Linked DNA regions of Homo sapiens: all the other regions are linked to region 1. A link is a contact called in ENCODE Hi-C or POLR2A ChIA-PET data. All regions are on one chromosome and are shown on one strand. Each heading gives the region's core, a stretch centred on a gene start or an enhancer-like site at or near the end of the contact. The rest is flanking DNA. Distances are from core to core; before and after follow the strand shown. Region 1 overlaps LOC105378102 (a long non-coding RNA gene). Region 2 has its middle 290 kb from the start of QKI. Region 3 has its middle 370 kb from the start of QKI.

Region 1 (3,116 bases), core at 335-2,834:
TCCACTAATTCAGTGACATAAACTCCAGAGAATTACATTTTGTCTCAAAGCCCTCCAGGCGGGGCTTGGTCAGCTATGGGATGGGTGAGTGGCAAGTGGCTCTGTGAATGCGTCTTGGGGCTCCGCCTCTCCCCTTTAGTCAGAGCTCTGTTATTCCACCCCGATCCTCATCATTAGCTGCTAGAAATAGTCACCACATGGTCTGCAGAGCCTTGCTTGCATGAGGTATGCCCAGAGGAATGGACATTCTTCAGCTTCTCTTCCCTGAAGTCACATTTCCAATGAAAAGACTGAGACCCAATCTAAGCGCAAATGCTTGGTATTATCATTTACGTACATTACATTGTATCCCCCTGCAATTCTGCCTCCTGCCAAAACTTTACAGTGTACATCATGTACCCATTCCAATAGTAGCTTTCCTGGGGAAAATGAAAAGTACATAAAAGTACTGGCTATGTGGAAATAACACCTTTATATAACATTGATCCTTAGTAAGATCAAAACATAGGATAAAAGTAATCATGTTCTCAGAAGCAACACATGAGTACATGAAAATCAGTGTGTGGTCTATTTGCTTTTCTCTTTTGGATTATTTATAGAGATAGTTGTGGCATTTCAACAAGAGAATGGCCACGTTTGATTGTCTTACCCATGAGGGGTGTGTTATGTATACACTCTCCTAAGGCTTGGGAGGGAATAAAGTGTTCCTCTCTCCTGCAAATGCCGTAATTTACTAGCCACTTGCACCTGTCATGCTGCACATTTCTCTCCCAGTGGGAATACTACGTATGCCTTCAATAAGCCACCATCCCTGGCAACTAAAGGAAGGGCAGAAAGCTGTGTGTGTCCATTAAGTCTATTTTGCACCTTTGATCTTCTTGCTTGGCCACTTTATTTGTCATCTTTCCAACTCTTCTGGCTAAAGTGGTGCGGCTTTCACCTTAAATCAAGTATTTTCCATTCTTTAGCAATTTAATTTGTAAATCTTTTACAGCACGTTTTTGCTTTGGTTTGATCCCTTCTGGAGAAGGTGGATGTTGGGGATATGGAAGAAAGAGTTTAAGAAAAAATAATCCAGATTATAGGGGTGAACATCATCAAAATACAGCTTCCTCAAAACAATGTGCTTCTCTCATTTGCAGACATTATTTCTGAAGAGTTATATTTGTCCCTTGTTTCAATGGAAGTAGTTTATTTCCATTTATTTTCAACTTTTCTCTCGCATTTTGTATTTTCTGCATTATTTTTGATAGAAAGTGGGCATACTTGAGTTGTCAACCATGTAGGGAAACTTTTAAGTTCTTTTAATATTTTCAACAGGAGCCCTATAATTGGATAATTATTTTTTTAAAATACTTTTTGGCTTGTTCTACTTTTTCCCTTTTGGGCTGTCTTACTATGTTTGAAAATGCACACACGATAAAACCTAATAATAGTAATTCCGTGCACAGATTTTCCTCATGGCAACGTTCTTGAACCATGATCACACTTTCATAATGCGGCGTCCTAGTGGCCAGATGACATTTCTGGCTCGTCACTTGTTGAGCCATCTTAACCTTGAACCAGCTTTGAGTCCTTCACAGTCAGTGCTAGCGGACAGAGCCCCCTGCTGGAAGTTCTGGGCACCTGTATTTCCCCTGGAAACGGAAGGTCACTCCCCAAGGCTGGGAGACCAGGAGGCTGGAATATACCCAATTCGTGAAAAAAATGGACAGAAAGCATTCGACTGACAGCATGAGTCAATAAAACCTCAAATTATTTTTTCAATACACTTCCTTTCCTTTTGAAAGTTTGGGTAAGAAAGGCAAATACCAGATCTCTTTAAACGATCTATTGTTTCTCAAATTAGAATTTCCTAAGAAATGATTCTTTTGGTTAATAAAAGGTATGCCAGCAGTGGGGTGGGTATTATATTTTCTCATTTCAAATTTTGGAAATGGTGGATTAAATACAATTAAACATGATTCTTTGTTGCAGAACTTCTCAGTGCCTTTAATATGAAAAGTGCATTTTGTACAACAGAGTTTTTCCTAAACTTGTTTGACCATGGGCATTTATTTTGTGGCACATTTATTAATGTTTTTGGAAGAGTGCTTCGCAGAATATCAGTTTAGGAAATCCACTGATGTTCTTCACTCATTTTTCTAAGGCTTCTGTTTCAAAGAATACTTCAATTTTATTCTAATTATACCACTGTACATACAACTGCGGGAAGGCTATTTCTTAATATTCTAATGCTGAGAGACACAATGCTTGGCACTTGGATAGTCAGGGAAGTTTTTATTCATTTGAGTCTTGGCTCATTTTTTGTGCTATCTTTATGAATATCTTCGTTTAGACATAGGTTCATCCATATTTTATAAAAATGATTTTTCCTTAGTTTTAATGGACATACTTTAACAGTTAGCAGTGTTTGAAAAGAAGACTTAAGAATTATATGCATCTTAGATTTATAGGCCAATAAAGTATTGATTCTATGTAGGAAAGAGTGAGCTGGTCTCATACAGGTATTTTGGGATCAAGCGCTTCTCATAAAATCAGTGTTTGAAAAGGAAATTATCATATTACTCTTCATATTATAGTGGTTTTGTTACTTTAAAAGTGCTCTTATGGGATCATACACAGGTGCATACTCACTTTATAGGTGTGACTGGGCAATGGAAGTGTTTACTAGAAAATATCTCATGAGAAAACTTAGATTTTCTAGGGTTTCCAGTTTGAAACATTCACAAGGTTCTGATTACTTAAATTACATTTTAATAAACAAATGTTCTGGTCTAATCCAGATCTTGTGATTTCTCTGTAGCTGGTTACTTCTTACTGTATCAACTAAATGTAAGAAACAGTTCTCCGTGTAGAATTCAAGTGTTGTCCTATTTTTTATTAGCTGCTAGAAGAGAGTGCCCCAAGTTTTTCCTCCAGGGCACATGGTTTGATTGGCATACTTTAGCTTTGTTCTCAGGAGCACCATGTCACGTGGATTCTCTCCTATTTAATCAGGCCACTGTAAAACGTGGTACAAAATGGTCAGAATGATTAGGGTCATACAGTGCTTACCGGACTGCTGCCATTTGGTTTATTCATTCTGCTAAGATTCTCAGCTTTAGGAAGAGCTG
Region 2 (3,116 bases), core at 235-2,734, 250 kb before region 1:
TTTACATTTAATAGGAAAAGAATGCCGTTGTTTTCTGCCTGGGTTGCATTTTTTTCCTTTCCTTTTACAAATTGGTTTAGCCACATCCTGTACTTTATTTGCTCCTCTCTCCCATAACTCTAGAATTAGGGTACATTAGAAGCTATCCGTAAACTCCAGTGAGGACATGTGATAAATTTAAGCTGGAGCATTTAAAACGAGCTGGGAGAGTAGAGAGAGAAGTAAAAGCAGCCATTTGTGATGTGGGTGGCAGTTTTTAGAAAGTGTCTGTGGAGGGCTAGTGGCTTGGCATGAGGAAAGAGAGGCGTTCCTCAGTGTTGTCCACAGAACAGACACTCCTGTGACAGATGTGATCTTCAGGCAAAGTGGTGCTCGTGCACAGGCTTACGTTAGCACACCTGCTGGTGCAGAATGGTAGGAGAAATATTTCCCCAAAGGACAGAATGCGGATGGCTGGACAGAAACCACTGGGGGAAGGTTCCTGGGAGGAATTCCAGAATGTTTTCTCTGGCAAATAGGACAGAGGAGGCAGAAAAGCAAACCGGATCTCACTCCAAGTCTTTATGGACACAGATGGAAAGGAGAGCAGGAAGAAATCACAGGTCACACGGTGGGAGACACGGTGTAGCTGAGGGTAACCTAGTCGTGTTTAGGTGTGACAAATGACTTGCACTGTTTGCCAGACAACAGTGCCCCCCCATCCCCCACGGGGGTGTAATTCCACTAGTGACACTGATTCAGTTTCCAAAAGAAGCAAAACTCTTCTGCTATAAGATTCTTGATTTGTAAGAGTTTCCCCAGCTCAGTGCTTCCCCTTAGCTTTTTCCTTTTTCATCTCTAAGAGGTTATCACTTCTCAAAAACAAGAGTGCTTTGCCACTTCTCTAGTAGCAAGGTATGAAAACATGCTCTAAAATACTTACTTCCTCCAGCTGCACTGCTGCAGGCGGCCGCCTGAGGGATGGAGATGTTCTGGGCTCAGGGTGGACGGGCCTCTAGACAGAGCTATGGACCCTTCTCCAAAGCTGTGCACGAGGGACGTAGATTGGCATAAGATGCTACACAGAAAACCTGTCGTCTAGATTATTCACGTGGTGGAAAACCTCCATTGGGGCATATTACCATAGAAGGGAAAAGGGTCTGTTCTCTCCACCACAAGCAATGGAGAATGTCCCATATCAAAGATAAGTTTGCAGCCAAGGTGGCCTTCATTGGTAACAGGTTCCATAATTGGCAATGATAGGTATTTTCCTTGCCTCGAAACACAGTCAAGAGGGGAGAGTGTGAGAAGCCAGGGACTTAGGACAGGAGGTGAGGTGATGAGTCATTTTGGTTTCTCAGAGCTGACCTCTGTTGTATTTTTATTTGGGGGTTCAGTCTCTGGCTTGAGGGCTCTTCAGAAAGGAGAGCTTACTTTTGTCACGGAAGGAGGGATGGAGACCTCACCCTTTTGCATGGCCAGCTGGAGCCCCAGGTGTCGCGTGTCCAGCTCGTGGGTGGCATGATGTCATGTTTGTTGACCACGTTGGACCTCATTCTGTCCCGAGAACTTAACTGGGCTAGGAGTTGTGAAACCAGATTTCTTGTTATTTGCTTAGACTTGCTTTTTTTTTTTTTTCCCCATATCCACAAAATGAGAATCCTGGGCTTTTAGTATAATAAGGATTGAAAAATGATTATAAAATACAAGGCAAAAAGATCCATGCTATTTAAATGTTTACTATTATTTTGAGATTCATTTTATGTGCCATACTGCTTTACAAATAGTCTGTAATATTTTAATACAGCACTTTATCTTCGTAATCAAATCTTGAGAAGGCCCCCTATAGCTAATCTTTCTCAAAATCGGCTTAATTTATTAGTGGATAACTATACTTAGGCCTCTTTCTAGAACCTTATGAAGTTTGACATGCACTATTTTTAGACATTACGGGTTCTCTTACTGAGACGCTCCAAAGGGAACAGTGGGGGCAGATGTCCTCCAGGAACCTTGGCAATAAATCCCCCTGGGTGCATGACCTGGGGTCACCAAAACTGCCTGCTACCCAGCAGCAGCAGAAGGGAGACCCAGGTTGGCAGCTGGAGTGACTGACAGTGATTTCCTTTCTGTTCAGTGATGAGCCCACCATGAAGAAAGGGCACGAATCTGCTTCCTCTCTCCCTGTCCTGGGAACGGTGCCTGCCCGTGATGGTATCCTCAGGCCCCCCTCTCTGCGCCAGCAAGATGTCCCAGGGGACGTCTGTGCATTCAGCCAGGTGACCACTAGAATAAAATGTTCTCTAGGACCACCTAAGAGGTAACCCTATATTGGAGATACTGAGGAGAGAGGCCGGGGTGGCTGATAGGGTGGGGAGGCACCATCTGTCTGAGTGCACCCTCCCCTGAGACCCTCAGGGTGTCCTGGGGAGACCAGCAGGTTGGAAGTCCTACGCTTTGAAATTTTTAATTAAACAGGAACCTTTGAAGGAAGCTTTTGATTGTTAGTAACATCCTGACTTGCTCCCCCCATGTGACAGGCTCCCCTTTGTGTGTGGCCCCTCCTGAGTCCACATCCTTCATAAGGAGCGGCTTTACCTCCCTTCCTGTAGGAGAGGAAGCCAGGGCTGTGGCCCAGGGAGGGAGGGGAGGCAGCCACTTCTCTCTTCAGTGCAGTTCATTCCAGTTTGGCTCTGACTGTGGCCAAGCAGGGAAGGGGTGCAGGATGGAAGGCAGCAGCGTGTACTTAGGCAGCTCAGTCAATGGAGCCCCCACGTCTCATCCCCTGCCAACCCTGGGCTCTTCCTGGCTGGATCTGGGCAGCCCAGGGCAGAACCTAGAGTCCAGGGCCACTGGTTCTCCTTGCCAGGTCCCAGGACCCAGTCCTGTTGAAATAACAGAGTTGATGGGAATGCTCTTTGCTGGGCACGAAGCACAGGCTTTAAAGGGCTGCCCATTCGCCACCACACTAGATACTCCCTGAAGGCTATGGGCACTTCCTAGCTCCTCAGCACACCCACAAACAGACACTAGAGGTTAGGGAAGGGCGATGCCACTTTCAACAGGCTGTTGACACTTAGCAGCATTTTGTAGACCAGCCTAAATCAGTGGTTCCTGAGCATCCTTATCCTCTCAGAAAG
Region 3 (3,116 bases), core at 323-2,822, 180 kb before region 1:
GTGTGGTGAGATCTGGACCCAGGCAGGCAGCCCCCACAGTGCTGCTCCTAACCACTGCACCACGCTGCCTCTGTCATTTCATCATGGGGGCACATGCTGACGTGACTGTAATTGCATCCTCACATTTGTGGCAGGGTTGGTGTGGCAAGTGAAAAGAGCACAGACGTGGCAGCCCCTCAGCCGTTTGCTGCCGTTTCTGCTTGCTCACCTACCAGAAGGGCAAATTCGGAAAAATGACTCCCCTTTGTTAAATGCAGACACAGTTATGCATCTTAGAGGATTGTTGTGAGGAGTAAAGAAGTTACACTTGTTAATCATCATAATGAGTGCCCAGGTAGATAATATTTTTCTTCTGTTATCCACTCGCTAGACGAGCATGTGTAGTTTTGTGTTAGGGCATGCAGTGGGAATAAAAGAAAGCTGGGCTGCAGGTATCAGCAAGTTTTCAGTTTACTTGAAAAGAAAAGAGAAAACAAATCATTCAGAATGACACATTGCATTTATCTATGCTTGTGCTTTATGTGTCTTGGAAACTAGGACCCTAAGCTGAGTTGACTTCGATAAGAATACTTTTCCTCAGATTATCTGTAAATTTTATAAACAATTTTAAGTGCCTTCAGAATCTCTAATCTTTTCTGTTGCATGCATGGATTTTTTTTTTTTGGCTTTAAATGCATTCATGAAGTTCAGTGACTCTCTTAAACACCTTGGATGTTTTTTTTTTTCTTTTTAACTGAGAAAGAGATTTGACAGAGAGAGTCTTCATCACCATTGGTTTAACCTTTAAGAAGTTTGAGATTGAGAAGCTAATACTCAGAAAATAATCTTCTAAGAGTCTGCAAAAAACCCACATGCATGAATATTAAACAAAAAAAGTATATTATTATATGGTTGTCATCAAATTAAACTTAAGTGAAAATAGTATTTCCTATTTAGACAAGTTCCTTGAAGAGCCCCATTTTGCTTATGATGCATCCTTTTCAGGTGAGATGACTTTTCATTATTAACTATTGATAAATTGAATAAATTTCCCTCAGTGAAGGTCACCCTTAATTATCAGGGCTCACCTAATCAAGAACTTCTCTCTCCCTTTGTGTTGAAACAGCTGATTGACCAAAAACACTTGCATAATAGCCTTGTGTTGCTCTTTTCCCACCTGAGGTAATCAATCACCCTGTTTCTTTGCTTTTGAAAGAGGAATATTTGTAACTTCTAGCGATTCAACCACTGTCCCCACTGTGGAAATACCAATGTAGGAGAATTCTTGATACATGCAAGTTATCCAGATCCCTAAATAAGCAGTATTTTGTAAAAGGATGATATTTCCCTGTTTAAGTTTAAAATTTCTACTTTAATGAGAAATCAATTTTGCATCATCTCTTTGGACATCGAGTTTACCTCCCTGCTGTCAGAGCTGTGCAGAAGAAAGCAGAGTCTATGAGTCTTCTCACCACAGCATAGAAAGATTTTTTTTTTTTAAACACGTAGGGGAATTATGCTGAGGGCCTATTGGGCTTCTGGTAAGGACAGCTGCAAGTAAGTTGATACCATTTGGGCTCGGCCTCAGATTCACTGCCAGCCCTGGGTGGGCAGCTGGCCTGTGCTTCGGTGTGGAACAACAGGCTGACTCCAGTAACGTTGGTCCCGGGCTCTGGAAAATCCTGGGCAGACAGGACAAATGCTTTAGGGAACAACTGCTTTGAAAGAATAGACTGTTTGAAACTCCCAGCTGTGAGGGCCATTTGTGAGAAAGACTCCATGCCAGGGTGAGGGTCAAAAACAGCTGCTGCCTGGGGCTTACATTTCCAACCAGAGTAAATTGCTGGCTCCAGGACAGAATTTTGATCATCTGTGGATTTGTTAAAATTCAGCTGCCGATGTCTATGGGGTCATAACTCTGGACCCCAATCTAAATGTCTCTTGGCATTTGGGCCTTTACCAGCTAAAAGCAGCCCCCCTAAATAGTCCTCTACTCCCATCTGAGGTGCCACAAGCATAGCTTTCATATTGTTTCTTTTAAAATAAATCCAGGTTGGGCACGGTGGCTCACACCTGTAATCCTAGCACTTTGGGAGGCTGAGGCAGGTGGATCATCTGAGATCAGGAGTTCGAGACCAGCCTGGCCAACATGGTGAAACCCTGTCTCTACTAAAAATACAAAAATTAGCCAGGAGTGGTGGCGCACTCCTGTAGTCCCAGCTACTCAGGAGGCTGAGGCAGGAGAATTGCTTGAGTCCAGGAGGCAGAAATTGCAGTGAGCAGGGATCGTGCCACTGCACTCCAGTCTGGGCAACAGAGTGAGACTCCGTCTCAAAAAAAAAAAAAAAAAAAAACATAAATAAATAAATAAACAAATCCATAATGTCAAATCTTCTAGCCTCCCACTTCGTCAGGCAATATCCATAGCACTTAGTACAGCAGTGAATATTCAGCAAGCTCTAACCATGTATTGGTCGAATGAAAGAATAGTTATCTATGTTAGATAATGATTTTCCAAAAGACCTATGAGGAGGATAAGGTGACTTCCCCAATTCAGGGGATGGTGTAAAGAAGGTGTTGCCTCCTCTTCTTTGAGAAATCGTGTACAAGTGGCCGGGCACAGTGGCTCATGCCTGTAATCCCAGCACTTTGGGAGGCTGAGGCAGGTGGATCACCTGAGGTCAGGAGTTTGAGACCAGCCTGACCAACATGGAGAAACCCCGTCTCTACTGAAAATACAAAAATTAGCTGGGTGTGGTGGTGCACGCCTGAAATCCGAGCTACTCGGGAGGCTGAGGAAGGAGAATCACTTGAACCCGGGAGGCAGAGGTTACAGTGAGCCAAGATAGCACCACTGCACTCCAGCCTGGGCAACAGAGCGAGACTCTGTCTCAAAAAAAGAAAAAAAATAAAAAGAAATCATATACAAGCAAGAAGGAGATCAAGGAAAACACCCCCCACGCACCCCAGCTTTGGAGAAACTGAGATAAGAGTAACCTGTAAGTAAGTAAGCTCAGTAAGTAAAGGAGTGCATGGGAAGTCAAACCTGCATTCAGGAATGTGTGGGCGGGGACATTGTGAGTGCTGAATGCCCACAGCACGGTGCTCCAGGGCGGGGTAAGTGCCAGTGGGAGAGG

The links. A loop is a pair of places that touch in the nucleus more often than their neighbours do. ChIA-PET counts read pairs that join two places held with the same protein, here RNA polymerase II (POLR2A). Pooled maps may share reads with other maps.
Region 2: a loop to region 1 is called in a map of gastrocnemius medialis, with 6 times the contacts of the local background. The contact joins two enhancer-like sites. A Hi-C loop is called at or near these places in 24 of 168 maps with a recorded cell type or tissue (GM12878, GM13977, OCI-LY7 and 6 more), 25 of 37 single-sample maps with no recorded cell type and 18 of 50 pooled maps.
Region 3: a loop to region 1 is called in a pooled map, with 2.6 times the contacts of the local background. The contact joins two enhancer-like sites. A Hi-C loop is called at or near these places in 1 of 37 single-sample maps with no recorded cell type and 7 of 50 pooled maps. POLR2A ChIA-PET finds 5 or more read pairs at or near these places in 2 of 52 experiments (MCF 10A and activated T-cell).

What each region holds. Positions count from the first base shown.
Region 1 is chr6:163,955,212-163,958,327 of GRCh38, forward strand. All of the region lies in intron 4 of LOC105378102 (a long non-coding RNA gene), which reads left to right. Among named protein-coding and RNA genes, the nearest start is that of QKI, 540 kb to the left of the region's middle. Within about 2 kb of position 1,585, at least 4 of the 41 ENCODE cell types and tissues checked have a DNase peak (open chromatin) inside an H3K27ac peak, as active enhancers do; they include gastrocnemius medialis, heart right ventricle, left ventricle myocardium inferior and 1 more, where a contact is called at or near this core.
Region 2 is chr6:163,707,247-163,710,362 of GRCh38, forward strand. No RefSeq gene overlaps it. Among named protein-coding and RNA genes, the nearest start is that of QKI, 290 kb to the left of the region's middle. RefSeq lists an enhancer at 1,088-1,207. Within about 2 kb of position 1,485, at least 7 of the 41 ENCODE cell types and tissues checked have a DNase peak (open chromatin) inside an H3K27ac peak, as active enhancers do; they include gastrocnemius medialis, heart right ventricle, left ventricle myocardium inferior and 1 more, where a contact is called at or near this core.
Region 3 is chr6:163,779,564-163,782,679 of GRCh38, forward strand. No RefSeq gene overlaps it. Among named protein-coding and RNA genes, the nearest start is that of QKI, 370 kb to the left of the region's middle. RefSeq lists an enhancer at 1,464-1,998. Within about 2 kb of position 1,573, at least 6 of the 41 ENCODE cell types and tissues checked have a DNase peak (open chromatin) inside an H3K27ac peak, as active enhancers do.